Regions from separate parts of the Homo sapiens genome. Here region 2 is linked to region 1. A link is a loop called in an ENCODE intact Hi-C map of the cell type or tissue named here. Cell type or tissue: endothelial cell of umbilical vein. All regions are shown on one strand. Each heading gives the region's core, and the rest is flanking DNA. Links, peaks and the distances in the headings are about the cores only. Region 1 overlaps LINC00426 (long intergenic non-protein coding RNA 426). Region 2 has its middle 19 kb from the start of LINC00545.

Region 1 (15,841 bases), core at 3,629-11,628:
AGCTGTCAAATCAACACCAAGGTATGTACCGGGGAAAGGAAGGTTTTAGGTGAACTCCTAGCTGCATGTCTGGTTAACCTGCAACCACACAAAGCAGCTGGGGTAAAGGTGTGTCCCGATGCCTTGTGGTGTACTTGGAACTCCACAGCCAAAAGATTAGACGTTGTTTGCTCACTGTGTTCAAAACAAGAGGTGTAAAGGAAGTTCAGCAACAACCGAAAGATGACTCGTAATTTGTAACTGACTGGCTATGCTTGGCGAGCCTGGTGTATTTATAATCTTTCAAAGTCAAGCGCAAAGGCTCCTGAGCCTCATGCGTCACCCAACTGCAGCATTCCTGTTGATCACGCTGGCTGTCACCATAAAGCCTGAGCAAAAGTAAACTTTTCTGTCCCAAGGGTTTCCTTGTACTGAAAGAGCCACTGCTTGCGGCTTTTTACAGGATCACAACCAATGTCTGTTTCATGCGGCAGGTCCCTGGGGACTGTAATTGCAGAAGTATAACCTGGCGGTTATGTCACATGGCCCAAGAAACTGCCAGGAGACCAACATGCTTCCTGCCAGACGACCTTTTGCAGCTGAAGGCACTAGTGCCCCATCTGCGGTCGCTGTCTCTGTATGAACAATTCTCTGATATTCCCTGGGCAAAAAGAGGTGCTTGTTGACAACACTGAGTCAAAACTTGGAACCCTGAGCCCTCAGTCTGCCACCATATCATTTTCCTGTTAATGGAGTGTTAATTAACAAGGGTTTTCGTTTTTATGAAACGAACTGTTTTTAAGTAGGAGGATTTCCTACCTTTGAATCAACTCAGAGCTCATTTCCTACTAAAATGATAGGTGATATCAATATAAGGATGTGGAAGATTTGCCCAGTTTAAGCGTTGGGAATGGAGGCCTAGCTGCATGGCTGAGGGGATTTGGGCCATGCATGGCCTCACTGGTTGAGGACATGGATGCTGGAGATGCTTAGGTCTGGGCTTCTTTGTCTCTTTAGCCTCAGTATTCTCATCTGTAAAATGGGGTGATGTGAGAAGTCGATGAACTAATGCACATGAATAATGACAGCTAATACTTGTGTGGCCCCAACTACATCCCAGGCACTGTTTTTCTGTTAACTCATTTATTCCTCAGAGCAATCCTATGAGGGAGGTACTATTGTGGTCAGTCCCATTTTACAGATGGAAAGCTGAGGCACAGAAAGGTTGGTAACTTGCTCAAGGTCACGCAACTACTAAGTGGCAGACCTGGGATTTGAACCTATGCCTGACTGTGGAGCCCATGTTCTTATGATGCCAAGTTGCACCTTTTGTAAGACAGTCAGTAGGTGGCATACACTTGGTAAGTACTCAGTAACTATCAGAACAGGGTATACAGCGGATCACCTGGAACAGAAGCCATGTTTCTCACCTCTGTTGGCTATGGTGCAAGGCATGGGTGACCTTTAAGGGCCTAATAGTGCTGTCTACTTATCAAAGGCTCAGCTTCTTAGCTGTGGCCACAGGAGACTGGGGCAACCAGAAGTCTGGTAGGGTGTCAAGCCAATAGTCATCCTGGGGATGATGAGATGCCACCAGATTGCTGCTGACTTGGGCCAAGTTGGTGGCAGGCACTTCAGGCCATGGGGGGAACCAGGCATGAGAGCAGGGTGTGGCAGGGAGGAGACACTTGGTCTGTGTGTGTGTGTTTAGGGAGGTAGATGGGAGCCTCAGGTGATTTCGGGTCTTGGGAAAGATAGCTTGGGATGGAGAGTTGGGTCTCAACCCTTGTCTCTCACTCAGGTCTATACCTAACTGGAGACACTGAGAAGAAGAATCAGGGATGAATGCAAGAAGGTGATGTGAGCCATCCCATCCCCACACCTGTGTGTTAAGGAACATGGGGATGTTTTAATAGTAAAGAAATGCCCATAGGATGTTTGGGGGTGGTGATGACTTCCGGTATTTCCTCTCAAAAGGCTAAAAATACTGACAGTCTTGTGCTGAAACTGGCTTTAGATTTTCACCCTGTTTGTCATTCTGCTCTAAGACTGGCTGGGCACTATTCTAGGGGATGGTGATTCAAAGACAGTAGAAAGCACATCCCTTTCCTCAAGATACAACACATAAACATATAATAGAAATCAATAGGGTCATCCAGAAGTAAGCACTGGGGTCATGGGAGCTTTGGGAGGGAAGAGGCAGGGTCAGAGATGGTGGGGGATAACAGCTGAAGGTCAGCCTTTGAGGCAATGGGAGGTGGAAGCATGATCAGGTTTAGGAGAGGAAGGCAAGGGATGAACAGCTGCATCTTGATAGGGCTTAAAATGTCAGTCTAGGCGAGGTAGAAGATAAAGGTGGGGAGGTAGGGCCAGGTGTAATATATATTTTATTAATTTTTTTTTACTTTTTTTTTTTTTTTGAGACGGAGTCTCACTCTGTCACCCAGGCTGGAGTATACTGGTGCCATCTCGCTCACTGTAACCTCCCCTACCTGGGCTCAAGCAATTCTCCGGCCTCAGCATCATCAGTAGCTGGGATTACAGGCGCCCGACACAATGCCTGGCTAATTTTTTGTATTTTTAGTAGATACGGGGTTTTGTCATGTTGGCCAGGCTCGTCTTGAACTCCTGATCTCAGGTGATCCACCTGCCTTGGCCACCCAAAGTGCTGGGATTACAGGCGTGAGCCACCGCACCTGACCTAGGTGTAATATATAAAGGAGTTTGTGCTTTATTGGCTGGTCAGAAATGTTGGTGTCATTAGATGTCTGAGTTGCTTATTTATTATCATTATTTTATTTTTTAGGGAAGTGTCTCACTCTGTCACCAGGCTGGAGTACAGTAGTGTAATTATGGCTCACTGCAGCCTTGAACTCCTGGGCTCAAACCATCCTCCTGCCTCAGCCTCCCAAAGCACTGGGATTACAGGGGTGAGACACCACACCTGGCTCCGAGTTGCTTTGTAAACAGATCCCCCTGGCAGCAGCATGGAGGATGAAATTCATGAGGGAAAAAGCCAAGCCAGGGATATCTGTTACAGTAAATCCAGATGAGATGATGAGGGCTTAAGCTAAGACTGAGATCATGGGAAAGCCAGGTAAAAAAAATAAGTAGGACTTGAAGTTTGATTGGTCATTGAATGAGGGGCCAGGAGACAGAGAATGAGAATTCAAGGATGGCTTCCAGGTTTCCAGCTCAAATGGCCAAGTAGGTTGTGGTAACACCCACTAGTTCACAATCACAGGGAGTGGTAGCTGGGTTGGAGCAGGAAATGATGGGGTTAGCAGGGAACATGCTGAGTTTGAGGTGCCTGATGAGTATTTAGGGGGAAGGTCCAGGAGGCAGTTCCAGAAGTCTTGGCTAACAGCATCTGCATCGAGTGCATTGCTGAAGCCTCAGAGAAGAGATGGGCTCGGCTGGGGAGAGAGTGAGTAGGGGGCAGACCAGTGCTCCAAAGAGAGGACTCGGCAGTGCCGGCAGCCTGAGGCTATGGTGCATCAGCTCAAGGCAACTGGTGTGGCTCTGGCTCTGGTGGGCAAAGATGCTGGGGCCTACACTGGCTTTGCAGGCGAATGGGGCACAGAGGGCCTCTTTCAGGGATTGGTGCATTTGGTCTCAGTTCCAGGTGCAGGGCTGGAGAGAAGGGTGGGACTGAGGAAGAGAAAAAAGTCACAGCCCCCTGCTGGCTACAGGGGTTCTTTAAAAGGGGAGCATTCAAACGTTAGTGAAACATCATTAAAGGTCCTGTTCATTGAGGGTCCAGGTAGCGGTTCTTTTTTTTTTTTTTTTTTTTTTTTTGAGATGGAATCTCACTCTGCTGCCCAGGCTGGAGCGCAGGGGTGCGATCTCCACTCACTGCAACCTCCACCTCTCAGGTTCCAGCGATTCTCCTGCCTCAGCCTCCCAAGCAGCTGGGATTACAGGTGCCCGCCACCACACCCGGCTAATTTTTGTGTTTTTAGTAGAGATGGGGCTTTGCCATGTTAGTCAGGCTGGTCTCAAACTCCTGACCTCAGGTGATCCGCCCGTCTCGGCCTCCCAAAGTGCTGGGATTACAGGCGTGAGCTACTGCGCCCGGCCCCAGGTAGCGGTTTTTAAGCAGATGAAGGGGTAGAACTCACCTGTCTGGCTTTTTGCAATTGTACATGCGCTCCTCCTCCCACGGGCCTGAGATTCTCACAGGTGTGTGATAGGCGTGGGAGTTGTCCTTCGGGAGCTGGCAGTGGGGGGTCCATTTTGTGGACCAGAGTCTCCCTGGGATGATTCTGATACATCCTTACCCGACGGAGAATGCACCATTTGCGGTGAGGGAAGCAGTGCTAATGGGAGAGAAGGCTTGGGACCCTCCTTTGTATTTTGCACCCCTAGGTTGAACCATTTTCCATCAGGACTTAAAGTGTCTCGCTCCAGCCTAGTAACAGCACAGTCCCACCATTTAGAATCTCCACAAGTTCATTCACACTGCAGGTCAACAGCAGGTCAACAACCACATAATCATCACTCAGCCACACGGCGTGTGAGGGAGGTGAGGGGCAACACCTGAAGCCATGGGACTTTTTGTAGAACACAATGAAACATTGACGTAATTTTTTCTCTTTTTTTGAGACAGCGTTTCACTCGTCGCCCAGCCTAGAGTGCAATGGCGCTATTTCGGCTCATTATAACCTCCGCCTCCCGGGTTCAAGCAATTCTTCTGCTTCAGCGTCCCAAGTAGCTGGGATTACAGGTGAGCACCATCATGCCTGGCTAATTTTGTATTTTTAGTGGAGATGGGGTTTCACCATACTGGCCAGGCCGGTTTCAAACTCCTGACCTCAGGCGATCCGCCCTCCTTGGCCTCCCAAAGTGCTGGGATTACAGGGATGAGCCACCACCGCGCCCGGCCTTGATGTACTTTTTCTATTAAATGATCTAAGAACAATTTTACGGGCAGAAAGTATGACTGTAATAAATGTATGCAATCCAAAACTACCACCCACCATCTATGAAAATACAAAAATCAAGCTGTCATGCCAAATCTAACTGGTTACTTCTGTTTCTCTGCTAATAGTCGTTAGCTACACTCATTTATTTGTTTTATTGTGACAGTGTCCACTGTCAGATAAGTAAGAGCAGGTGCTGAAATTTTAAGAAACATTTGAGGGAACATTTTCAATGGAATCTGTTGAAGTTGAGGTGCCTTTAGTACACTAGTATAACTGCATCACCCCTGAGTGTTAGCGATAAGTGCAATGATTTAATTTTACTGTGGAACTCCCAAGTCCAGCTTATGGAATAAATTCCGGATCATAGTTTGAGAACTACTGGCTTAAAGGGTCCCATTTCTTGCTTCTTTAAGTGTCAAACAGTGACTGTGAGATATATATATATATATATATATATATTCCTGGCCCAAGTGATGGGCAAGCTTCAAAGCAGTTGAGGACTCCAGTCAAAACTAACTGTGCCCCCTGAGTGTTCTAGCTCTGAGGATTTGGTCCCTGGCTTCTTCCTTCAATCTGCACCATCAAGAAGCATTCTTGGCCAGGTGCAGTGCCTCACACCTGTAATCCCAGCACTTTGGGAGGCCGAAGTGGGTGGGTCACTTGAGGTCAGGAGTTTGAGACCAGCCTGGCCAACATGGTGAAACCTCATCTCTAACTAAAAATACCAAAATTAGCTGGGAGTGATGGCCTATGCCTGTAATCCCAGCTACTCAGGAGGCTGAGGCACAAGAACTGCTTGAACCTGGTAAGAGGAGGTTGCAGTGAGCCGAGATCATACCACTGCACTCCAGCCTGGCCAACTGAACGAGACTCTGTCTCAGAGAAAGAAAAAAAGAAAAAAAATCTTCTAGGCTCTGCACATAGGCCATGTGCTAAAATCAGCATTCCAAGGGCCAGAAGGACTCCTAGAGGCATCTTTCAGATGCTGACACTAGTTCAGAGCCTCACAGATAGCTCCAGTTTCTGCCTAAGTACCTTCAGGGACTGGGAGCTCACTACTTCCCCCAAAAAAGGTTCTTATGAACCATCATCTCCTATCTCCACCCTCTAAAACCACCCAGTTCTTAACTTCTGCTTTGTTTTTGCTATCAGCACTCTCTGCCTTGTATTGTTGTTATTTGGATACTTAACTGTCACACAGTGGTAAGGGCTTAGGTTTTGGAACCACTTGCATTAGAATCCCAGCTCCGTATTTATCTCCACCATTTACCAGCCATGTGACCTTGGCAAATTACTTAACCTCTCTGAGCCTCAGTTATCGCCTATATGGGATGGGAATAACCTTAGGGTCTATTTCAAGGATTATTCGGAGGCCTAAGGTAATGGGAGGAATCTGCTTGACATGTAGAAAGCTCTCAGTACAGCATAGATATTATTATTATTCCTCTGCTAGACTACAAAATCTCTGAGGGCAGGGACCTCTTCTTGGATATCTTTGAACCCCTCCATAACAGTGGGCAAAGTGTCTGTCAGAGGGTTTTAATGAATGCATCACACAAAAGAGACCGTACTGAACAAGAGAGACAGGAAGCTTGGATAATTATTTGAATATCTACAGTCATCAGAAGGCTTATAAATGTAAAGCCAAAGCTCCTGCCAAAGAAATGTGTGGAGCAGAAAAGAAAACCCAGAGCAGAATGTCAAGAGCAAGGATGTGTTGGGACAGGAAATGAAGACGAGATTGGGAGAGGTCATGCAGAATCAGGTCACATTCTGGAGGGAAGAAGGAGCAAAGGCACATGATGAGAGAGTGCTAATTAAGGTGGCCAAAGAGAACAGTGTGGTGCTGTAAATGCCGGCAGAGCAAGGAGCCCTGCTGCCAGCCTGACCCAACACAGTCACGTTGATGAAAATGGAAAAGGATGGCTGGAGGTAATGATAATGTATTACAGATTGCAAAATCGCTAGAAGAGAGGGTTTTGAATGTTCTCATCCCAAAGAAATAATAAATGTTTAAGGTGCTGGATGTGTTAATTACCTTGATTCGATCATTACACAATGTACACTTGTACTGAAACATCACATTGTACCCCATAAGTATGTGCAATCATGTCAATCATAAATTTAAAAATTAAATTTTTTAAAAAAGGAAAAACAATCTTTCCACCACACAAATCATTTTCTGAGCCTGCACATTGGCATTCATCTTTCCTCCTACGCTTGTGGCCTTAAAGAGGAGGAGTATGATTGGCAGCGTGGCAGCCTCTCGATATTTACGGACCCTAGCGCTCACTCCTGGCTTCAATGGTGTTTTCAGCTGGAGCCTCTTCCTGCCATTCCTTTCCTCTCTGCATGGCTGCTGATGCTCATCCGGGAGCAGGAAATGAGTGCATTCTTGGGCTTTTCTGCAATTAGTCTTCTAAAGAGAAAAACAAAACCAAACAAGAAAGAAAACTGAAGGTTTAGGGATATTCTAAAAACTTTTACAGGCTGGCCATTGATGGAGGCCAGTAAAGAACGGTGGAGGCTGGCGACTCAGCCCCTCTGGATTGGGGGTTTGTGGGAATTTATCTCGGGCTCTCTTATGTTTATTCTACACTTCCAAATAACTTTGAAGGTTTATTTGGAGATTCCAATATGGGAGAGGAGGCCCTTGCAAACTCTTGAGTGTGCAGCGCCCCATTTTTTGGGGGGAGAAAATGGCTTTGGGAGAGCATGCAGAGGGGATAGGGCACTCAAATCTCCACCCCATAGATCACTGTGTCGCCTCTCAGGTAGGGGTGTGCTGAATAAATTAAAGGTATTATTGTAAGTTGGAAGTGTGCTAGAGCCAGGTTGCAGAGGCACACTCTCAAATCCGCCTTCAGTGAAACCACAGAAATATCCAAATACTACACATGGGGGCTTTTTTTCCCCTTCCCTGAGAATCAGCTGGTAATTTACTGGCATGTCACTGCATATAAACAAAATCCAAGAGGAATCAGTTAACCTGCTGGACTGAACAAGGAGTTTGGCATAAAACTGGCCAGATAAACAGATAAGGCTGATTGTGTTATGTCTCCCTTCCTTAATGGAAGCCTGATAGGAATGAGGCCCACGGTGACTCAGCAGTTAGTTCCCTTTACTGCGTAGCCTTGGAAGTAATGGAGTGGGCTTTCATGATTTTGCTTCTTTCTTCTTTTCCACTGAAATGGAGGCCTTCAGTTGCAAAGTTCTCCATTGTCAGATTACGCTGCCTGATGGGCATGAAAAGTCCACAAAAGAGAATTTTCTGATGTGAGAATGGAGGGTGTTGCCTGCAACTACCCCAGATCCCTGCGGTGGCAGTTTAAGGTAGGTGGGAAGGCTCTAGACGTGTGGGACTGGAGTCTTGTGTTCTTTGCCTCAAAGCTGAATTCTGACTCCTCTTTCAGCCTTATACCAATTTCCCTTAAGTGACCGTCTGCACATAGAGGTGCTATTGAGGCTGGAGAGTGGTGAGTTCAGCTTCAAGGTGCACTCTAGAGATAGGGCTTGGGCCTGTGTGTATTTTTGGAATTGCTCTCCAAACATTCCAAAAACTGAAAGCTTCGAGGTCCACTCCACCAGCTGACCTAGTTTTTCAGCTAAAAGACCATGGCCTGGCCTCCTAAAGTCGTATATCTATAGATTCCAGCCAGGTGGGACCCATGGTGCCCATTTTGTTAATTCCAAAGACACAGCATGGTGTAGGAGAAAAAGGATGGAATTTCAAATACAGAAGTTTGGAGTCAGACTTATGTTGAAGGCAAAATGAATCTTTTGTGTCAAAGTCAGAAGGGGCCGGGGGTTTACTGAGAAAGGGCACAAGGAGACGTTCTGAGTGATGGAAACATCTTTCCCCTTTTGGGGTGGTAGTTACACAAAGTGCATCCCTTTGTCAAAATTGATCAGACTGAATACTGAAGGTCTGTGTCTTATTGAATGTAAATTATACAGCAGTTTTTAAAAGGACAGATTCCAGTCCTGGCCCTGCCTCTTATTTACCATCTAGAGAAGTTCCTCACCTCTTTGAGACTCAGTTTCTTTTTCTATTAAATGGAAGTAGTGCTTATACCCATGCTTATACTCAATACGATCATGCAAGCAAAAGCGCTTTGTAAATGACAAAAAGCCTCGATAAGCGGATCACTCCTATCGTTATTCTTTCCATCCAGCCGCCTCCTGGAGCAGATTGTTAAGCTGATGCGAGTCTGGGCTCTGCCTCACCACTTGTCTCAGAGGTTAGTGTTTATCTATTTTAAGGAGACTCTGGAGATATCAAAATGCTGCAGAAAAGCAAATGGAATATGGATTTGCCAGGGAGAGGAGGGCGGGCTGGAAGGGAACAGCTGGGGAGAAAACTATCAATCCAGCTCAGCAGCAGGGCCGGGCGGGTGCCGAAATGGAGTCGCTAAATGCCTGAGAGAGAATCGTGACCAGTAAAAGCAGCATGAGTTTAAAAAAAAAAAAGAAAAAAAATCACATCTTGCCGAACAAATTGGGTCACATTCATGATGGAGTTAGTCACTGAGAGCACAGATGGGAAAGCAGTTTTAGGGCAAAATGCAAAAGATTTGGGGACCCTGGTGACTCAGCTGAACGTGGCAAAGGTCACTTGGGCATCCTGGCCTGGGCTGGGGGTTAAATAAAGGCTCTTCCTGTGGCTCCTGCTGTGAGTCTTATCATACTTTTGATTTGAACTTGAACTTGATCTTTACTCCTAATGGCCACCACAAGCTACTTTTTTTTTTTTTTTTTTTTTGAGACAGGGTCTTGCTCTGTTGCCCTGGTGTTGCCCAAGCTCACTGCAACCTCAACTTCCTGGGCTCAAGCAATCCTCCAACCTCAGTCTCTCAAGCGGCTGGGACTACAGGCATGCACCACCATGCCTGGCTAATTTTTAAAATTTATTTTGTAGAGACGAGGGTCTCACTATATTGCTCAAGCTGGTCTTGAGGCTCACCTCAGCCTCCCAAACAACTGGGATTGCAGACATGAGACACTGAGTCTGGCCTACAAACTACCTTTACATCAGAATCAAGAGCACAGTGTACAGTTTTAAAAAGGAAAATCATAGAGAGAAGTCAAGTTAAGTGGAGGCTGAGAAAGCAGGAAGGCCATTCTGTAGTTCACCCTCGGAATTCAAGTGGGAGAGGACAACCGCCTAAACCCAGCCAAGCTTCTTCGTGATTATGCTGGCAAAGTCCTTTCAGTTTAGAAACTTTTAACCCCAGAGCCAATGTCCTTTGACACTAAAATCCTATAAGATGATTGAACAGTGTCAAAATAAATGTTAAATTGTTAGCCACTAAAATAAAGTTAAAATAGGGAAAGATTTAACAGGAAGAAATAATCTAAAAGAGAAATCTGATGTGCGAAATTTTGATTTTATCCTCATTATAAACATTTTGGTGCTTTCTGCTAGCTATTTCTGCCAAGAAATGTGATATGTTGAAAAAGAGGAGGAAATGTACTCTCTCTAGATGCTGTGACTATAAAAGTCTGTTTAAAATGATAGGAATCAGTCAAGGTTCTCCCAGTGACCAAGGTTGTAAAATTAGAATCTTAAACTACCAAATCAGGGTGAGAAAAAAATTTTCAACAAAAGCAACATTTAAATTTATTTTATTATAATTTCCATTATCCCACAATGTTTGCATTTTCTCTGGACACATCAAATTTCTTTCTTTTTCTTTTCTTTCTTTCTTTCTTTTTTTTTTTTTTTGAGACGGAGTCTCACTCTGTTGCCGGGTTGCAGTGACGTGGTGCGATCTCAGCTCACTGCAACCTCCACCTCCCAGGTTCAAGCGATTTACCTGCCTCAGCCACTCAAGTAACTGGGACTACAGGTGTGCGCCACCATACCCAGCTAATTTTTGTATTTTTAGTAGAGACGGGGTTCACCGTGTTGGCCAGGATGATCTCAATCTCTTGACCTCATTATCCGCCCGCCTCAGCCTCCCAAAGTGTGGGGATTACAGGCGTGAGCCACCGCACCCAGCCCACACATGGGATTTCTTAAGTTGTTAATTCCCTACCCTAAAATACATCCTTATTGGAGCAAAGCAGGGGACTGAGGAGAGATCAGGTGGGGTGAGGGGCACCGTGAGAAGGCAGGGCATCTTTCCCGCGACCTCTGAATCTGAGAGATGCTGACGGTGCATCAGTATATCAATGTCAATACCCAGGATGCTGAATGAAGCCTAGGTTGGAGGATCCTTCCAAACCCAGGTCTTTGTCTTGCTGGAAATCTTGTGCCTCTTCTCCTCTGCCATCCTGTCTCCCACCTCAACACTTGAGCTCTACTGCTCTGTTAATTAGCACATGGAGTCTGAGATTGGGCCTTTTGCATCCAGGCACTGGCTTCATATGGTTCCTCAACCCCCTTTGTTCCCAGGTCTTCAGGAACCATGTAAGATGCAACCTCCCCCCTAGGTCTCTTGTGGGCAGGGACTCCTTAGAGGATTTCTCCTTCCAATGCCCTGGCTTTGGGGCTGACAGACTTGGGTTTGACTTGGCTCCATCCCTTATTGGCCAGTTAGATAAGCTCTGTGAACGCTGACTTCCCTGCCTTGGAGGGTGGCACACTGACAGAAGTAGCCGATACCCATGAGCTGTAATTAGCTCAACACTTTTGGCAGTGACTTGATGGGAGAGCTCGATGGCAAGTTGCCCAATAGGTGACAGGAAACCAATGGATGTGAACTAAGAAGAGGGATCCATGATCCCCAGTCATAAATTTGGGACATGACTGGGATAGCCCAAAACAAAGGCTGTGTTCTTGTCCCAGATCAGCTTTCCAAGTGCAGGACTGGGACGTGTGGTTCAATGGCAACACGTGTGAAATAGATTTAGAAGTGTCTGGTCCACAGTGACCTCCTAATGGGGACTGGGACAGGACAGGGTAATCTGGGTCAGGGTTCTTCAGTTGCAAGCAAACTGAAACGGACTCTAAATCAGAAAAGGGATCTTTCTGGAAAGGTATGGAATAGTTGTTGGATGCTGAAGAACCAAGCTGCAGGAAAAAGAGAACACCCCCCACAACCCCACCCCTGAAATGGGGTTATCAGAACTTCTCTGTTCCACTGTTTTCTGTTACATTTTTCTTCCAAATGCTCAAGACTCTGGAAGCCAGAATCTTAAGGCTTAAACTGGGTTCTGTGTGCTACTGTCCTCTGAGTAGGAGGGGCAGGGAGAACCAAGACTTCTCAGAATAAGGAAGAACAGCTCTCTAATGAGAAATCACAGTGCTTTTACCCAAAAAAGTGGGAGGGTTTGCTTGACAGGCCAAAGCAAGGGATCTCCGGGATGCTGATTTTAGAAAGGTGCACAGAAAAACAGGGAGATGATTCCACCCTACTCCTTCCTGGCCGAGTTCTGGGCAACACACTTTCAGAGACTTTTGACTGCTTGGAGTGAGAAGGGATAGGTTCAAAAGCAGCAATTAAGATGCAAATATCTGAAAAACATGACATATAAGCAAGGTTGAGAGAACTGAAGTGATCAAACCCAAAGGAGAGAAGACCAAGTTGGCATCTAATTGCAGCCTTCAGGCTCTGTGAGGCTTAGAATGTAGATGGAGGACAATTTTGCATTCACTGGTTGTGAAAGGAAGACCTAAAATCAAGAAACAGGAACAGATTAAAGAGGAACAGATTTTATCCCATTATATGTAAGATCTTTCCAAGGAATGAAATGAACTGGGTTGTAAGGTAGGGAACTTCCCATTTCTGGGAAACCTCGGATGCTCAGTTACCTTTAGCAATAAGCGCATTCCTCACAATGGATCACAACACACTTGGGCGCCATGGCCCTGCTGCTGAAGATGCTGACCTAATCATGGTAATTCAGGGCCAGAAACTGCACTCCCTATTTGGCCACATCTGCCAAAGAGCACATTTCTGAATGTGGAGTTCCAGACATGGGCAATGTGAGTGATGATGGGGAGAACAGGAAAGAACTCCTCTGTACCCCTAACCACCTGCCCAGGCCCTACGTGGTGCAAGCCTGCCATGCGGAGTGCCTTACATGACAGCACTGCTTCACCAGAGGACTTCTTTTGGGATGTGTTGCATTGACCCACTTCCTTCTACACACCTTCCAATGGGAATGACATGACGTCTTCCTTTACCTCTGAACAATATTCAATAAATACATATTGAGTCTCTACAGTGATACCTATGATTAGGAAACTAGAGTATACATATTTCAAAACATCATGTTGTACATGATAAATATATATTTTTTTGTCACTTAAAACATAAAAATAAATAAAAAGGAAGCTAGGGTATCAGAGTTGGAAGGGCCTTTTGTGATCAGTGTGTTTACAGTGCTTGAATATACCCAGTGGCATTTCTGACAAGTTGATTTGTAGCCTGGTCTTGATTCCTTTCTGAAACTCACAACCTCCTAAAGTCGTCCACATACCACTTGAGTGGTTTTGGTTGCTAAAATTCTTTCTTACTGTAGGCTAAAATCTACTCACAATTTGGCCATATCTATCAAAATTTAAAATGCACAAACCCTTTGACCAGCATTCTACCTCTGACAATTTATCCTACAGATATAGTCCCCATGGGCTCAAAGACATGTGTACAAAGATATTCATTGCAGCAAAGGGCTGGAAATAATTTAAACGTTTGACCGGGGACTGATGAAATAAATTATGGAATATCTGTACTATGAGAAACCAAGAGGCTGTTAAAAAAATTAAACCATTCTCATGCACTGACAGGGAAAAATCTAAAATTCATGTCGATTTGTGAGAAAGAGAGACTAGCTAAATAATATGTAGAGAATAATTCCATTTATGTGATAGAAAAAAAGGAGATACATGAACATACGCTTAGGTTGTATATGGAAAGATATTGGTAACTGTTTGCCTCTGCTGAGGGCATCTGTGGTAACTGGTTTCAGGGGTGGAAGGAAGAATTTTAGGTTTATACATGTATGTATATACGTATGTGTGTTTATATGCATGTATGTGTGTGTGTGTATATATATATATATTTTTTTCTTTTTTTAGACAGAGTCTTGCTCTGTCACCTAGGCTGGAGTGCAGTGGTGCCATCACAGCTCACTGCAGCCTCGACCTCCCCGTGCTCAAGTGATCCTCACACCTCAGCCTCCCGAGTAGCCGCGATCACAAGTATGTGCCACCACATGCTGCTAATTTTTGTAGTTTTTGTAGAGATGAGGTTTTGCCATGTGGCCCAGGCTAGTCTCAAACTCCTGGGCTCAAGTGATCTGCCCAGTTCAGCCTCCCAAAGTGCTGAGATTACAGGCATGAGCCACCATGCCTGGCTGCGTGTATATATTGCAATTTTTTTTTTTTTAACTCTGTGCATGTATCATTTTAAAAACTTCTTTAAAAACCTGCCGTCTTAAATCCTAGCACAGGGTCCACCTGGTTCTACCTCATAAAGCTGTGCAGAACACCTCTAATCTTTCTTCTGTAACAGCATGCATTTGCAAACTTCTACCATGGGCCCTTTATATCCCGTCTTCTACAGGTTAAACAAACACAGTTCTTTACATCAATGCTTCCGTCCCTGGCCATCTGGTCTCCTGTCCCCTCCAGACCCAAAACCATGGGCTGGGCTGCAGCAAAATGAGGGTGTACTCAGTGCACTGAGGCCCATGTACCATGAGAGATGGTGAGTGATATCAGGGAGAGGAACATCTGCAGAGGCAGCGCTGCCCTGGGAGGCCCTGTCCCAAGCAGTAGTGGGAGCATCTGGAAGGGGTGAATAGGGAGTGTGGGCTGGGCTGGGCTGGGCTGGGATGGAAGGGAGGCTAAGCATGCAGACACCAGCTTTGCTAAGCTGCGCAGTGCATAAGGGTCCCCCTAAAGGGACTAGTTTGCTAGAATAAAAGAGAAAAACCAGAATCTCCTACATTTACATGGCTACTTTATAATTCTCAAGGCATTTTTTACAAACTGCATTACATTTGTTACTTATCACAGTGCTTTAAGTTAGGTATTCAGGAATTATTTTTCTCATTTCAGGAGAAAGCCTTGGCCGGAGTTTAAGGATTTGGGGCTGGGCACAGTGGCTCGTGCCTGTAATCCTAGCACTTTGGGAGGCCAAGGCAGGAGGATCACTTGAGGCCAAGAGTTTGAGACCAGCCTGAGCAACATAGTGAGACTCTCATTTCTAAAAATAAAAAAGTTAGGCCTGGCACAGTGGCTCATGCCTATAATCCCAGCAGTTTGGGAAGCTGAATCAAGAGGATCACTTGAGGCCAGGAGTTTGAGCCCAGCCTGGTCAACATAGTGAGACTTTATCACTACAAAAAGTTTTTATTTATTTATTTTTTTTGAGACAGGGTCTCGATTCATCACTTAGGCTGGAGTGGAGTGTGCAATCACAGCTCACAGCTCACAGCAGCCTCGACCTCCTGGGTTCAAGCCATCCTCCCACCTCAGCCTCCTGAGTAGCTGGGACTACAGGCATACACCACCATGTCTGGCTAAATTTTTGTACTTTTTGTAGAGACAGGGTTTCGCCATGTTGCCCAGGCTGGTCTCTAGCTCCTGGGCTCAAGCAATCTGCCTGCCTCAGCCTCCCAGAGGCCTGGAACTACAGGCGTGAGCCGCTGCTCTTGGCCATTTTTAATTTAAGAGACAGAGTCTCGCTTTGTTACCCAGGCTGGAGTGCAGTACCCTTACTGCAGCCTTGAACTACTGGGCTCAAGCCATCCTCCCACCTCAGCCTCTCAAGTAGCTGGGACTACAGGTGTGTGTCCCCATGCCCAGCTGACTGAGCTACCACCATGCCACTGCATGCCAGTTGTGACAAAGTGAGACCCTGTCTCTAAAAAATAATTAAATAAAATGTTTAATGGTGTTCTGGGTCCTTACTTCATGGACACTTTCCACTATGCAGCCTGCCACTGATTTCATGTAAAGGCAAAACCAAAAGAGATCCTTTGCT
Region 2 (15,841 bases), core at 2,664-10,663, 500 kb before region 1:
CAAGTGAGTTAATTGGATGGGCCCTGTGACAGACATTCCATACTAAAATTCATAGCTTTCTGCCAAAACAACATATTGTGCGCTGCTATATTTTCCTTGTTGGAACTTGGCGCTGACGTGGGTCCCGAGCAGTTTCATGCGGAAGCGGGGAGACTGAAGGCGCTGAAACAAAGGCGACACCCCCTGAGGCTCCCAGCCGGCCTGTCCTCCGTCCTCTGCAGCAGCACCTGTTCCTTGGCTTTTTTATTGTTACTTGGGCTTTGCAAGGTTCAAGTTCAAAGGGAGCCCCAGGAGTGAAGAAACAGATGCCGGTTTGAGGCCACACCAGCTGGGGCCTCCCTGCAGCCTGGGAAGGGTTTGGGCTGTCTGGCGGCCTTGGTGGGCCCAGCTGCCCGGCTCAGGCAGGTCTTCTCTGCGGAGCCCTGTCCCATGCCCCAGTCCCCATGCGCAGGGCCCTGCGGGGAGGTCCCGTCGCCCCAAGGGAAGGACAGGGCCGGTGCAGGCTTAGGGCTGCGGAGCCCTAGGCGGCCCAGCTGATGCCACCACCGCTGTCCTGAAGGTTCCTTTCCCTTTCAGCAAAAGTCAGCAGCTGCCTCCTCTGATTCAGAGATGTTCCCCCTCTGAAATAGCGCTCTCTTCATTTTCCAGGAATTTCTACCCGTCTCGGTTCCCTCTATCCACCTGCCAGGACCCAGCATCCACCATCCCTCTGCGTCCTAGGCCTTTTCTCCTGAGATTCAAGGAGCACCGGGCCGACATGCCCAGGCCCCCGCTGTCCTCTCAGAAGGGAGGTTGGCCTTCGCACCTTCTCCACTCTGTAGCCATGTCGTGGGCCTTAAACAGGTAGAGAGAGAGGTAGGCTTTTGCTCCCCACGTCAGTCCCCAGAATGCTCATCAGTCAGCAAGCAGGCACCAGCCCCCAGTGCAGCTTCACTACCCCACAACCATCGCCGTGCCAGAACCACAGACTCCCTCCAGACAGCCTCCGATAAGAAGCTCCGTGCCCCTGAGTCCACCTCACAGAGCCCTGACTCCAACCAACAGAACTCCTGACTCCACCCACAAAGCTCTGACTCCACTCCACAGAGCCGTGACTTCACCCCAGAGATCCCTGACTACATCCCACAGAGCCCTGACTCCACTTAACAGAGCCCTGACTCCACCCAACAGAATCCCTGACTCCACCCACAGAGCCCTGTCTCCACCCACAGAATGCCTGACTCCACCCAACAGAGCCCTGACTCCACCTCACAGAGCCCTGACTCCACCAAACAGAACCCCTGACTCCACCCAACAGAGCCCCGACTCCACCCACAAAGCTCTGACTCCACCCAGAGCCCTGACTCCACCCAACAGAGCCGTGACTTCACCCCAGAGAGCCCTGAGTACACCCCACAGAGCCCTGACTCCACCCCACAGAGCCCTGACTCCACCCCACAGAGTTCCTGACTCCACCCAACAGATCCCTGACTCTACCCACAGCCCTGACTCCACCCCACAGCACTGACTCCAGCCCTAAGAGCCCCTGATTCCACCCACAGACTTCCTGACTCCACCCGACAGAGCCCCTGACCACCCCACAGAACCCCTGACGTCGACCCCACAGTGGCCCCTGAAGCTCAATCCCGTGTAGGCCAAGGAGTTATGTGAGCTCCTCACCCCTGTGCTGTCACTGTTTCCCTAATGGCTTCCCTTAGATGACCTCACATAGCATGCGTCACAGACTGAAGGAGCAGAGTAGCATCCTCTCCATTCCAGAGGCAACCGCAGTGGAATGCCATGATTTGCTTATAGTTTCACAGCTTGTAACTGGCAGCAGCTCCAACCAGGGCCCTAGGCTCAGATTCCATGCTCTTTCCAACCTTTCAGGCTCCTAAAGAATTAAAATCAGCCTGGAAAGTGTCTGCCTCTGACTGGGGACATTCGAGTGTGCATATCACCCAAAGGGAAGAGGCAGGAGGAAACGAGCTTCTAGAGTGACAGAAGGAGCTGAGGAATGGAGCCCAATAATAAAGGAAAATTTTAAAAAGAAAATTGACACGAGAGAAGAAAGTCCCTATTTAGAAGAAAATATTTGCTCCATCAGAGCAAAATGCCTCTACATTTCTGCCTGAAACCATCTATATTTCTGAACAGGGCTTGCTCCACCCTACAGTGGAGGAGTGGACTCCACCCTGCAGAACCTTGGTCTCCAGCCCAGCCGTGACCTGGATGCCCTTTCCCTGCCTCTGGCCAGCCCAGATGCATTCCTTCCTGCAAACCCAGCTCAAGTACGTCTTCTCCACAGCCCGTGGTGCACCTTGCCTGCCTCCCGTGTCTCCTCCTCGCTGAAGTCCTCCGGCATATCCACACTATTTGGGGCTGCTTTAATTGGTCCTCACTGGTATTTTGTCTTGAGAAAGTCCTTTGGTTGTTGCATGTGTTTCTGTTTTTGCCCCTTCATCAGATTGTAAAGCCGTCGAAGATGGAAACATTATCTTCTATTTCTCTGTTGGTTTCCAGGAAGCTCCTTTCTGCAGGTCTTCCCTCGACCTCTCAGGATGCACAATCTCAGTCTTTCCTGGCTTGCCTCAGCATTTAACACCCAGTTTGGAGTTTTGGTCCTCTTAGCACTTCTTGTCCTCTCAAGCTACACTCTCTCCAGGCATCCTAACACATGCACATTTGCCACAGCTGCTTACAGCTGAGACTGTTTCCAGCCAAGTATTCAAAGCCATTTCTTAACTTCCAACTGGGCCTTTCCTCCTGAAAAGTTCTGAGGCGACTTCAACTCAGTAGGAACTGAACTGAAGAAATTACCTGTCTCCCAGCCCAGTTCTTTCTCTGGTATCATCTGTCTTTATTAATGCTCCCTCATCCACCCAGTCACCCAGAAACCTGGGATCATCCTAGACTCCTCCCTCCTCATCATCACCACTGTGCCCAGTCCTTCCAGCCCCTCTGAGGGCTGGGGTCTGAGCCAAGCTTTTGACTCAGAGCTTTCCATTTACTCCTCTCCACAATGCTATGGAGAAAGCACTATTTTACCTCTGCCTTAAAAATGAAGACACCCAGTCTGGGCACAGTGGCTTACACCTGTAAGCCCAGCAATTTGGGAGGCTGAGGCGGGCAGATCATTTGAGGTCAGGAGTTTGAGACCCAGCCTGACCAACATGGTGAAACCCCATCTCTACCAAAAATACAAAAATTAGCCAGGCGTGATGGTGCATACCTATAATTCCAGCTACTCTGGAGGCTGAGGCAGGACAGTCCCCTGAACCCAGGAGGCAGAGGCTGCAGTAAGCGGAGATTGCGCCACTGCACTCCAGCCTGGGCAACAGAGTGACACTTTTCCCCCCACCCCCACCAAATACACACAAAGACACTCAGGCTGGGCATAGTGACTCACACCTGTAATCCCAGCACTTTGGGAGGCCAAGGGAAGAGGATCACTTGAGCCCAGGAGTTCAAGACCAGCCTGGGCTACATGTCCTAAAACATTCAAAAATGAGCCAGGTGTGGTGGCATGTGCCTGTGGTCCCAGCTACTTGAGAGGCTGAGGTGGGAGGATCACTTGAGCCCAACAGTTCAAGACTGCAGTGAGCTGTGATCACACCACTGCACTCCAGCCTGGGTGACAGAGCAAGACCCTGTCTTAGAAAAAAAAAAATGAAATGAGGACACCCAGGTTTAGAAAGGGTAAGAAATTTGCCCAAAGTCACACACGGAGTAAGTGGTGGTGTTGAGATTCCCAGCCAGATGAGCTGACCCCAGAGGAGACAAACATCTTCCTGCAGTCAGCCAGTACCCACTCTTCACAGTACAGGGCCCACGAGGTGGAGAAAACCCATTTTATAAGGAGAAAACTGAGGTTCAAAGCAGGTGGTGACCTGAACCAGGCCCACCAGAGTTACGACTGCTCTCACTCCTCTATAGCACAAGCTACCTTTGAGAGAACAGAGCTCCGGATCATTTAAGAGGTTTCCTTCTGTTCAGTGCCAACTGAGTTTAAAATTCCCGTGTGAGTTATGATTATCATTTCCATTGATTCATTTCCATTGATTGAGAATAAAAAGAAGTGGTTTATGTTGCAGCATGAAAGATCTAAATTAGAATTTTTAAAAAAAACCTTCTAGATCTGGAGAGCTGATAGATTTTTCATTTCCTTGCTAAGGGAGTCTATGCAAGCTCTCTCTGGAAATCCTTTGAAATGGCTTAGAGACCTGATGTAGCTAGAATGAGTTTGGAGGAATCCAACATGAAGGTAGCCCAATACTAGGTTGCAAACAGGCTAGATGCTTTTGGGTTTGTAGACATGTTTGATTTGGAACTCCCAGTGTTTTACATGAAAATCCCAAATTCTGGCTTCTTTTGAAAAACCAGTTGATATGACAACCCAAGCCTTTCTGCCCCAGTTGGCCACAGTCCATGCTGGAGCAGGGTCAGCCTGCCTCCTTGGACAGGGCCGGCACACTCCACTTGGCCTCAGCCCCTCCAGCCAGCTTACCTACTGATGTTACCTTCCTGGGCTCTTTAGGCATATGAATTAGTGACCTCAGATGACACTGGTAGGGTCAACCTTTCAAACGTGCACCTTTCCACTTAGCCAAAATCTGAGCTATGCCAGACATTTTGTTAGATAGCATCAGAGCACGGACTAGAAGCTGAATTGCTCTTGCAGTGAAAGGACTGATTCCCACACTCCTATTTTATCCCTACATGAAAACATGGCAAAATCAACTTTCCTTCTTGCTTACCTTCTAGGAAAATCAGAAGTATTCACCAGGTGTTGAAATAGAAACTTATTTCTTATAATTGCCAACTTTGCTGCACTGAGTCACATGTTGATTTCTACCTAATGAAAAATCCAGAGCAGGCTGGAGTCTGACAGATAGAGCCCGATTCGCTATTTACTCTGGTGCTAATCACAATCATGTTTACAGGAAAATGCCCTCATCTGCTTCCAGCAGCTCCAGCCACTCAGCCATGTGAGCGCTGTCTTCAAAGTCAATTGCCTGTCATTTTGCTGATTTATGTTGAGCAACTGCAAGGACCCCTCGAGGTATTTGTAGCTAGCTTGATGATTCCCAGCTTATAAAGTGGCAGTGGGCAGAGCATTTCAGTTCAAATTCCCATCAAGACAGAATTTAAATCCCCAGCCCTGCTGCTCATATTTGCAATGTGAGCACTTTAGATAAGCAGAAACCATCAAACCCTAAATGCTGGGGGAAATACAACCTGGATTTCTTCAAATGGAGCCTAAGCCCAAATCTTCTTTCAGACCTTGGATAGGAAAGTGATTCTAACAGTTTTTAAAAGAGTGATCACATATGCTTTTTCCCAAGAAGTATTAACGACTGAGGCAAGACGGGCACTATCAGATTAGATTGGAGAAGCCGGGAAACGAATTTCCCTCACCGCCTGCCTGGATTCTTAACGTTTCAACCAGCAGAATCTAATTTCTTTGGAATTACTTGCCCTCTAACAGAAGTTTTCTTTTTAAAATGAAAATATTGCCGAAAAGGGAGACCTATTAAATTACTAACCCATTAGCTTCTGGTTTAGCTTCAATCTTAGAGAAGCCCAATTCCTTCTAAACCTGTCTCGCCCTACACTGAAAGTGCTGGAGGTGCAGATCTCAGTGCACTGGCCTTGGCTGCTGAGATTCAGGGAGGTTAGATGGCGGGTAGAGTCACCCATGCGCTGTGGGATGGGGGTCCCTTCCATGCACTCTCCTGGCAAGTCCTGAACCACCAAAGGTGTAAGTGGATGTATTTTTCAGGTTCTCCCTTACAGCACTTTGAAGTCAAACACAAGATTTAAGGATTGCTCACAGCCTGCATTTTCTGTATTTCTGCATTTCTTGTTCACTCAACGTCTCAGGTATTTAATTACATACTCACTGTTAGGGCTCAGGGAAGCTGTTTAGAGGTTCAGCTCAGCCCCTTCGGGTCACAAAACTGAAATACAGTGACTTCCCCAAAGTCAGCAAAGCTCAAGGATCCTTAAGAACCCAGACATGTGAGATACTGAGTAATCCAAACTGAGGCCAACTCCAAAAAAGGGCTCCATTGACTCATCTTTCGGTCATCTCGCTCCAGCTCTCACTTAGAGAAAGTGCGTATTTCTTCCATTTAGAAAAGACTGCTCACGCTTTCCATGTCATTACATTTCTTTATTCCTCTCTTTATATTCCAGCTGCCTTTCTTCGTGTTTTTTGTCACTTGCCCTATTTAGCCATCTCCAAACTAGCTACCTGCCTCCGTGCCATGGAGCATGCTTTTCTGCAGCTCGGCCTCACGATTCTAGGCCAGCTTTTGCACCCCCTACCCCCTCCATGCTTATAAAACTGGGTTCCCTGCTCCCTTTCTGTGTGCTGTTATGCTTCAGAAGCGCCACTGGGTGGCAGTGTCTCAGAGCAGTCCTGGGCCCTGCAACGTGGCTTTGGGCTGGGCTGCTGGTTGCTTGTCTGTTACAGCACAAACAGGCCTGTGTGGACAGGCAGAGCAACGAGACAGCCACAGTGGTGCTCTGGAAAGGATGAGTATTAGATATTAAGGAAACGAGGGACAGAGGTCTGCGTACTGTGTCCTTTCGGAGCTTGCACTAGCCACAAGGCTGACATCTGCCGTCATTCTAACAAAGGAATCTCAAATCCTGAGGCTGTTTGGGAGGTGTCCTTGAAAAGAATGACTATAACCCTTTGCCCTCCCTGTTTTGATTTTCAGCCTACCATTGGGCCCTGATTCATCCATAAAAACAACAACCAAAAAATAAAAAAAAAAGGCAATCCCCGTGAGCATTGTGTGTTTGCTGGACAGGATAGTAATGGCTTAATCCTTCTAATGGCTTTGGTCACTGCAGGATATTAGCTATTAGAAGGGTCTGTTTAAAAGGGGGTGGTGGGGGAAGGTAGGGCCATCTGCTGATTATAGCATGCATGAGGAATGAAGGGAACATTTAAAGAGACACCGTCCATTGATTTAGACACAAATAATTAGTTTGTAGTTGAAAAGGCATATTTAGGGCTTGAATTTTAGTATCTGAATCATTTGCTTAAAGTGCAAATGTGATGTCTCAGACTGGAGATGATCCCAGGAACTATTTGATTCCACCTTTCATGCTTTTTGTAAAGAACTTCTCCGGAGACTAAAAGGAATGTGGCCTGAAATGCATCAACATTGACGTCATGGCTTGGAGTCTGTGGAAGTCAAACCAAATGTTTTTATTATAAACAGGTCAGCCCAGGACCAAACTGTGAAGTACATGTTTGATTTCCATGTGTCCCACCCCCAGCCCCAGCCTTGGCCTCTGCACAGAAAATAGTTCCCAACATCCCACCAGGTGGCCCAGCCCCCTCCTCACTGACTCCCCACTTCACCTTCCCTTCCAGGCCTGACAGCAAACTAAAGCAAAAGAAATCTTCCCAAGGATCGTGGCATATTAGGAAATGAATGCACGCTCTCCATTCAGGAAAGCTGGGGGCAGGCCAACCTCACCTCCCAAACGGGAAAAGCCTAGACTAGAGGTGAGCAGAGACCTGGCTTCCCCTCTAGGCCAGGCCCTGGGTCCATAGGCAACAACTGTTCTGGGAAGTGGGAATTTTATACAGCAATTCAATGAGAAGGAAGATGTGGAGGGATGTATTTGGTATCAAATGCATCCTGTCATCCCACAAAATCAAAACTTTGGTCCCTGAACCAAGAGAACATAAAGCCTTAGGGAAAGACATTTCCTGAATATTGAGAAGTGAATACTGAATAATGTAAGGTGGCGTAGGCTGCCTGTAGTGTCCCGGGAGTAGGTGATGCAGGTGTTGAGAGACAGGCACAGAGAAGCCACCCAGGGAAGCAGAGTCATGGAAGCCACCACGGGAGAGATGAAACACAAGTCAGGTCTTGAAGGAAGAGTAGATTTACCTGGCAAAGGAAAGGAGGGAGGGCATTCCTCGAAGAGCTTATATTAGCAAGATAATGGAGAACGGGAACACACAAGAATGAAAAGATGGCTTACATGGTTGAAGCGGAGAGTCTGAGAAGCGTAGTAGAATAGGTGGCAGTAGATAAGGGTAAGATGGGGAATTCCTGAAGTTGGCTTTTTTTAGACTGCAAGGAACAGAGACACCTGATGTACCTGAAGTGAAGGGGATTGACTCTGAGATGCAGGAATGAGGCAGGAAGAGCACACAGCCCTGCGTCTAAAAACGCAGGGGCAGCCACATTGCCAAACTCCAGGGAGACGGGAATGTAATGTGGGAGCTGAGTATTTTAAAACTTCGTAAATTAATTAAAAATTTGAGGTATGGTAAGGCAAACAGATAGGAGACAACTGCCAGTAAAAAGATAGCTTGTTACTCACGGTTTCCAAGAGGAGAGGACATGCTGTGCCACGTGGGGAGGGGGCACACAGGGGAGCTCCAGAGCGAGTCGGGAGGTCGCCAGAGAGGCTGGACCTGTGGGCGGGGGCCCTTATTGTGGCGCATGCTGGAAGGTGTGGGCAAGGCAGAGCAGGCAGGCTCAGGGTAGGCTGGTTTTAGTGGGCTCTGGGGTATATGGGCTGTCCTTAGTTAGAGACTTGGCCCTGCGGAAGGAGTGATTGGGGCAGGTGAAGAGGTGGCTGGGGTGGGGCTGTGGAGGGGTTGGTTTGCATTTGAAAAGCACATTGTAGGGGGTTGCAAGTTGTTTTCTATCTTTGGAATAATTGGTAACCCTGGGAGGGACAGTCCCTCCACGGCCAGCAAGGCCCAGATGTCAAAGCATCAGAATATAGAAAATAAAAGACGCAATTACTGCACCAAGAGAGCATTCAGAACACGATGTCACTCTGGCGGTGCCCTCGTCTGTGGCTGCCACCAGTGCTCCGGATTGGGTGACCAGCCCTCAACCCCACGCTGACTCTCCTCTGCGGCTCCTGTCTGGAGTTAGACTCCCAGGAGAGGATCAGCTTGTCTCCGTGGCTTCCAGCCAGGCCTGGCTGCTCCTGTTGGGCAGCTCTTTATGTCCGGCCGCGCGTGCCGGCTGCCCGTGAATCAAGCACCCACTCGTTGTCTACTCAATTTATTAGTGGGTCTCTCGGCTTGGCAAGCTATACTCAGAGCCTCCCGTTGGGGGAGGCCTGCACGGGGAGAGACATTCTGAGGATTCCGAGAAGGAGGAACTATGACCAGCACCTCACTTGGCTTTTCCCGTAGAAAGCTTTTGGAAGCCTGGAAATGAGTCTGGGTAACAACTGCAGAAGTGCCCAAGGATTTAAACAGGGCAGTGACATGGGGAAGCATCATTTTTATGAGGAAGATTAATCTGACAATAACATGTGGGACCCACTGGAGAGGGAAGAGGATGCTACAGATCCCAGCACCTGGGTGGGGGGACCACGGGACAGAGAGAAAGGGGAGGTTCCCAAAGAATGGCTGAAGAAAGCATTGACAGAACTTAGTGAGCAACTGGCCGAGGAAGGAGAGGAAGAGGAAGGCACATTGAGACTGCAAGCCTGGTGGGTAGAGAGGAAAATGCCTCACTGACACTGACAATAGCAAAGTATGCAAAAGGAGCAGAGATGACGGAGATTCTTTTTAGATATATAAACTTGTATCGGGAGATGGACACCAATAGCCCCCAACTGTTGCTGAGTGGGAAACAGTGTGTCTGTAGCAATGAGACACTTTGCTGAGTAGACAATTTATTAACTCTTACTTTTTTTACTCATGAGTCCAGTAGATCCATGAACACAATGACCGCATTTAGGTTTTTCCAAGTTTTCTCAGAGCCCAAAGTCTAGGTCTTGAACTCATGGAGATAGGGAGTAAAAGGATGGTTACAAGAGGTTGGGAAGGGGGAGGGGTTGGGGGGTGGCAGGTGAGGATGGTTAATGGGTACAAAAAGTAGTTAGAAAGAATGAATAAGGTGGGATGCGGTGGCTCATGCCTGTAATCCCAGCACATTGGGAGGCCGAGGCAGGTGTATGACTTGAGCTCAGGAGTTCAAGACCAGCCTGGGTAACATGGCAAAACCCCGTCTCTACCAAAAATACAAAAAAAAAATTAGCCGGGCATGGTGGCATGTGCCTGTGGTCCCAGCTACTTGTGAGCTTGAGGTGGGAGGATTGCTTGAGCCTAGGAGGGTGGAGATTGTAGTGAGCCAAGATCATGCCACTGCACTCCAACCTGGGTGACAGAGTGAGACTCCATCTCAAAAAAAAAAAAAAAAAAAAAGGATGAATAAAACCAAGTATTTATAGCACAACAAGGTGACTATAGTCAATAATAATTTAATACATTTAAAAGTAACTAGAAGAGTATAATTGGATTGTTTGTAACAGAAAGGATAAATGCTTGAGGTAATGAATACCCCATTTACCCTGATGTGATTATAATGCATTGCATGTCTGTATCAAAATATCTCAGGTACTCTATAGATACACCTACTTTGTACCCACAAAAATTGAAAATTAAAAAAAAAAATAAGTCCAGGTGTTGGGTCCAGTGTAAATAGGTGCTAACCATACTTATTTAATGTCTTCTGCCCACCTCTGTCCAAGTATGAGTTTTACATAATTAGAAGCATGACTCATACAAATATATACTGAGCACCTGATAAAGACGGATTTCACTCACGAATGAGGGAACCAACAGGGAGGTAAAACTGCCCAAAGACTATTTGTGGAACAGACACTTACATGCTTTCTCAGGAAAGGAATATTGAAACAGGTTTGCTAAGTTAGCTACAAAGCAAGTTATTACCCTGCAGGGCAATATAACTACGACCTTTTAGGTTATCTTTTCCACTGGACAGAAATGTTTGCATCTCCACCAGACAAAAAAAAAAAAAAAAAAAAAATCATTTGCAACTTAACAATCTCCTACAAGTTAACCTCTAACTTCACACAGTTTGGTCCCTAATCAATAGTTAATAGTAGGTCAAACCAGGTGTACTCCCCTAGAGAAGTGGGTGATCCTTGCACAAGCCTCTTAGACAATGTTTCAATATGACACTGAAAGTACTGTAGTCATCCTTTTGCTTTATTTCTAAGTTTGGGATAATTTCTAACTTACATCCTGCCTTAAGATGTTAGATTTCAACTCAAGTGTTGTTTCCTTAAGCCAGCCTTCCTTGGCCTCCCTGACAAGTTCACATCCCCCTGTTCACTTGCTTCCACGGTGTCAGGTATTTCGCCTTCTCGGCGGTTACTTTAAAAATTATTCTGACATTGTAAAAACGGTAAGAAAGACTTTATTCAGGACAATTGCAATAGGTGTCAAGATTCTTGCAACGGGAGAGAGAGAGATGGAGCTCAGCTCCCAATACGATAAGAACAAGTGGAGATTTATAGCCAAGGGGCAGAGTGAGGGGTCGATGGATAGAAAATTACTAAGAGAAGACATCACAGGTAGGAGGATCCTTGCTAAACTGACTTAGGATTCTTGCTGAAGGCAGGGCAGGGTGAACAAAACTGAGGGTGAGGAATGAGGAATTTCATCAACTAGGGAGAGTGATCAGATATCAAGGATGGGGCATTCTTACTAAACTGACTTATTCTTGCTAAACTGATTTTTGCAAAGACTGGGTCATGTAGGCACCATAAGTACAGAACAGGAGCCAAGCTCAAAGCTTGGGCCTAGTTGGGAAGAGTGCTGAGAGGAACCTGACCAGCTTGGTCAAGGAAAGAGTCTTTGTCAGTTACCACTAGTCTATTTTTTTTTTCATATGGAGTTTCGCTCTTGTTGCCCAGGCTGGAGTGCAATGGCGCGATCTCGGCTCACCACAACCTCTGCCTCCTGGGTTCAAGTGATTCTCCTGCCTCAGCCTCCCGAGTAGCTGGGATTACAGTCATGTGCCAGCATGCCCAGCTAATTTTGTATTTTTAGTAGAGATAGGGTTTCTCTATGTTGGTCAGGCTGGTCTCGAACTCCCGACCTCAGGTGATTTGCCCACCTCGTCCTCCCAAAGTGCTGAGATTACACACATGAGCCACCGCACCCTGCCCACTAATCTAATTTTTATGTATCCATGTGACCATGGATTCACAGCTGTCTCCCTTTCTAGACTGTAAGTTCCTTGAGGACAAGGCCATTGTTGACTTCTGCTTACCATGCTCTTTCAGCACCTACGATGGACTTGAGGCACTCAGATGCTCAGTGAATGAATTTACTGAATAAATGAACGAATGAGTGAACGCCTAGTATACTAAAGCCCAGGGAATGTCTTGGAAGACAGGAAACAGACCACACACTGCTGCTGCTAATTCACTAGCCTGGCTGTCGTTATTTCTCTTCTTTGTTTCTATTTGCTCAATTGCACCTTTTCTCATTTGACTGCCTGGCCGGCAGTTTAGCTCTGGGGGAACTCAGAGAAAAGTCAGGCTGTTTGCTCCACAGTGTGCTGGTGCTGACTCAGCCAGCCGGTTCTGCCTGCTGGGGCCTAAACACACTGATCAAAATCCTGGGGAAATGATTTGCTGGAGCCGCTAACCTTTCTCTCTCCTGCAGATGCTTCCTGGTTTGTACTGCCTGACCTCCCTCAAGGTTCTTCCCCATTTCCCAGAAGTTTAGGACTCCCCTGCCAGCCTTAAGTTAAGAGGAGACGCAGGAGGACAGGATGGCCACCTGATAGGTCCATTGTTTACTGTGCCAGGGTGGAGGAGGGAAGAGGAGAGGTCTGCTGAGTTCTGAAGATTGGGAAAGGGCTCCTCTTTTTAGTAGGCAACCTCTTGAAGAATTGTGGTCTGTTTTCCCAATCCCTTCACTTCAATTTCCATTTCTTAGTGGTCATTTCTAATTAGCCTCAGCCAGTACTAGCTGTCAGACCTCCCTGACCCTCCTTCTCTCACTCCATTGTTTGTTCCTTCCAGGATTCCTATTCCTAAAGGCTGGAGGATCCAGGGCTCAGGCCAAGGACCTCTTTTCTTTGGACATTCACTCCTGTTATTGCACCTCTAGGTGACCTGACAGCTTGCCAATGTCTGTTCAGAGCCCAGCCACCTCCCCAGAACGTCAGGCTTGTGTGCTGTGCTAGGCGGCCCCTGAGATGACTCCCATCTTCCTCACTGCCTGGTGTTCACACTGCTTCCTGAGGGTGGGCTGGATTGCTTCCGAGATTAGGCCTCTGTCTTGCTGGCCCTCTCTTGCTCTCCCACTTGCTCACTCTCATGAAGGTCGGCTACTGCGCTGTGAGCCACTCTGGGGAGAGTCTCGCATGCCAAGGAACTGGGGACAGCCTCCAGCCAACAGCTAGCGAGGGCCTGAGGCCCTCAGTCCAACAGCCTAGGAGGAACCCAATCCTGCCAATAGCCACATGCATGAGCTCAGAAACAGATCCGCCCCAGAAGAACCTTCAGATAAGATCACAGCTCCTCAAGTTCAGTCTGTGAGATACCCTGAACCAAACAGGTTGCAGCTAACTCCTAAGCAGATAAGCTGAGCCATCAGTGCTGGCTCAGTCTGGGGAATGGACCTAAAGGTAAGACCCAGCTAAGCCACACTCAGATGGCTTCCCCTACAGAAACTGTAAGATATTATTTGTTGTTTTAAGCCACTGAGTTTAGGAATAATTTGTTACACAGCAGTAAATCAGTAATACTATATTTAACTGCCTACTTAGCTTGGATGCCTAAAGAACATCTCATACTTAACACTGCTAAACCAAATCTTGATTTCCTGTCCTAAGAATTGAGGGAACAGAACACACCAAAGATAAAGAAACATAGACTAAGTAGAACCACTGTGCTCACAGACAGTGCCGAGGGAAATGCAAGGGCTCAGGAGACAGACCTAGCTGAGAAATCTGAGAAGGAATCAGCATGCATGGGGAAGTCAGGAACAACAACGGGCCCATGGACGCCAGGGTGATACCCCAACTCAGGGGGAAGCTCAGGCAACCCTCCTGTTGCTTGTCTGACTACATTACATGGGTTGGTTGAAGTGGTAAACTGTGAGGCTACCTGCACGACACTGCTCCCCAGACACACAGCCTCGGCTCAGCAAGGAAGGACATTGCCATCATGACAAAAAGCTGCAGAAACTCAACATCAGGTGCATGTCATCTCAACCTTAGAAAACCACCTAAAACTCAGTCATGCTGCTTAAACGCTTTTTTGATGAGAATCTGACCGAGCACTGACAGCGTTAAGGAATGCTTTCAGCTTCCTGCCTATGTGGGCAAGTTTGGAATTTTATTCTGACTCTCCCTCAATAAAAGGGGCAAAATTAGAGCTCATCCCCAACATACCTTTGTTCCAGGCAGACATCGGGGGAGAATCTCCAATCTGAAAATTTAGAGATAGGCTCCTTTTGTATGTTTTGTGTTTTTGTAACACCCTATATGAAGACTGTGTGCAAAATAAATTATGTTCTTTCACACATGTGTGCTCATTTGCGCTTCATACAAACTGTGAAATAAATAGAAAACATGCCCTTATGGCCATTTTAAGTGGAAACTGAGGCTCAGCAAAGTGAGTGACTTGCCTAAGATCACTGGCTGGTGTGTTCTGGAACGCACATGAATCAGGCTTCCTGATGTTCAAGCATACAGAACTCACTTGTTCCTTCACAGTGGAGATCGCTGCTCAACCTTTAGCTACATCCACTCCCGATTCATCCACTTGTCTGGAGAACAGGACCATAACCATAGCTGCATTCACCAAGCCACTGAGGAACCTCGAGAGAAAAAACCCTGCAGGAGAAGAGGAAGCCAGATGGGTCCTGCATGGCTCTGTGGTCAGAGGCAGGCGAGCTCCTCCACATGGCCTGGCAGTGGACAGCAGGTTTGTCCCCAGGCCAGCATCTCAGTGGACTGATTGTTTAGCCAAACCCTCTCAGAGATGTGAGCACACAAAGAAGGGATCCTGGTGCCCCATGCAGGGTGTAAGACAAGAGGGTGGTGAGGAACTTCTCTGGTTTCAGGCACATCAGGAGTTCAAGGGTCTCAGGTGTGGTGCTGGAGATTGGCGGAGGTGGGGGTGGCATCAGTGTGAGGCTGTGGGACTCAAAGACACCGCAGCAGTGCCTGGAGGCCAGCTGTGGGCCCCATATACTCACCACCCAGACACGATGAAGCCCTTTGCCTAGCTGGGATACTCACCTTGTGGTTTGCAGATTTTTACAAGAGTGGATGGATTCCATGAGAGGAAACAAGCAAAGGTGCTGAGTTTTGGGTCTAGTTTGGTGCCCAGTGAAAGGGAGGCAGCACCCACAAGAAGGGAGAGAAGGAGGGAGCCGAGAGTGAAGCTTCCAGGGCTTTGCACAAATGCAGCAAGGACTTTAGACCTTGAAGCTGTAGAAGCAGAGGTTCGAGGCAATCCTATCTCAAAAATCCAGGGATGTCACTGATGACCGATTACCCTGATAATGAAATGAAGGCCTGGAAGGTTTCAGGACTTGTCTAGATCATCCAATCCCAAGCCAGGATTCTTTTTATTTCTATCATGATTTTACATGTTACACCAGATCACTCAGCTCAGTGAGAATTCCCCAGCTGTTTCAGGGTGACAGCCTGACATTCACGTGATAAACATCTGGCTCTCCCCAGCCCTTTCTAGCCCAGCTCAATTTATCCTAAATGCCAGTTTCTGCCTGTCCTGCGGATGTCTACTGAATCTAAAGGAATGCTCATTTCCTAAAGGTTTGCTCCTGTTACACGTGAAATGACAGGTCTTTGCAAATTCATCTCTAGCTTATTGATTCTGACAGCATGCTCCAAGGGGCATGGTGTGAGCGTGGACTTCCTGTGAGGAGACCACCCAGGAGTGACGGTGATGTTCTCAAGCTGTGTCTTCCTGGCCAGCACAAGAAGGCACTGGGCACTTCGCTGATAACAGGCAGCAGGCTGTCCATTCATTCATTGGCAGCTAATCCTGCAGCTGAGATCCA

Evidence for each region. Peaks named below come from ENCODE experiments on the same cell type or tissue, not always from the same donor. Only the 100,000 strongest peaks of a DNase experiment are listed, where the experiment ranks them.
Region 2: it touches region 1 in a loop (11-fold over the local background); 2 of 110 quality-filtered maps call a loop at or near these places.

What each region holds. Positions count from the first base shown.
Region 1 is chr13:30,356,465-30,372,305 of GRCh38, reverse strand. It overlaps LINC00426 (long intergenic non-protein coding RNA 426), which reads left to right. Exons shown (of 5, transcript NR_024464.2): 2 at 1-21; 3 at 4,589-4,705; 4 at 9,080-9,145. Among named protein-coding and RNA genes, the nearest start is that of LINC00426, 9.5 kb to the left of the region's middle. In endothelial cell of umbilical vein, for the core only: no CTCF peak of the experiment used is centred there; DNase peaks (open chromatin) are centred at 7,175 and 7,945; H3K27ac peaks cover 2,533 bases.
Region 2 is chr13:30,856,075-30,871,915 of GRCh38, reverse strand. No RefSeq gene overlaps it. Among named protein-coding and RNA genes, the nearest start is that of LINC00545, 19 kb to the left of the region's middle. RefSeq lists enhancers at 1-56, 57-866, 7,590-8,538, 8,539-9,489. In endothelial cell of umbilical vein, for the core only: a CTCF peak has its summit at 6,378 (motif pointing right); DNase peaks (open chromatin) are centred at 6,545 and 7,045; H3K27ac peaks cover 2,047 bases.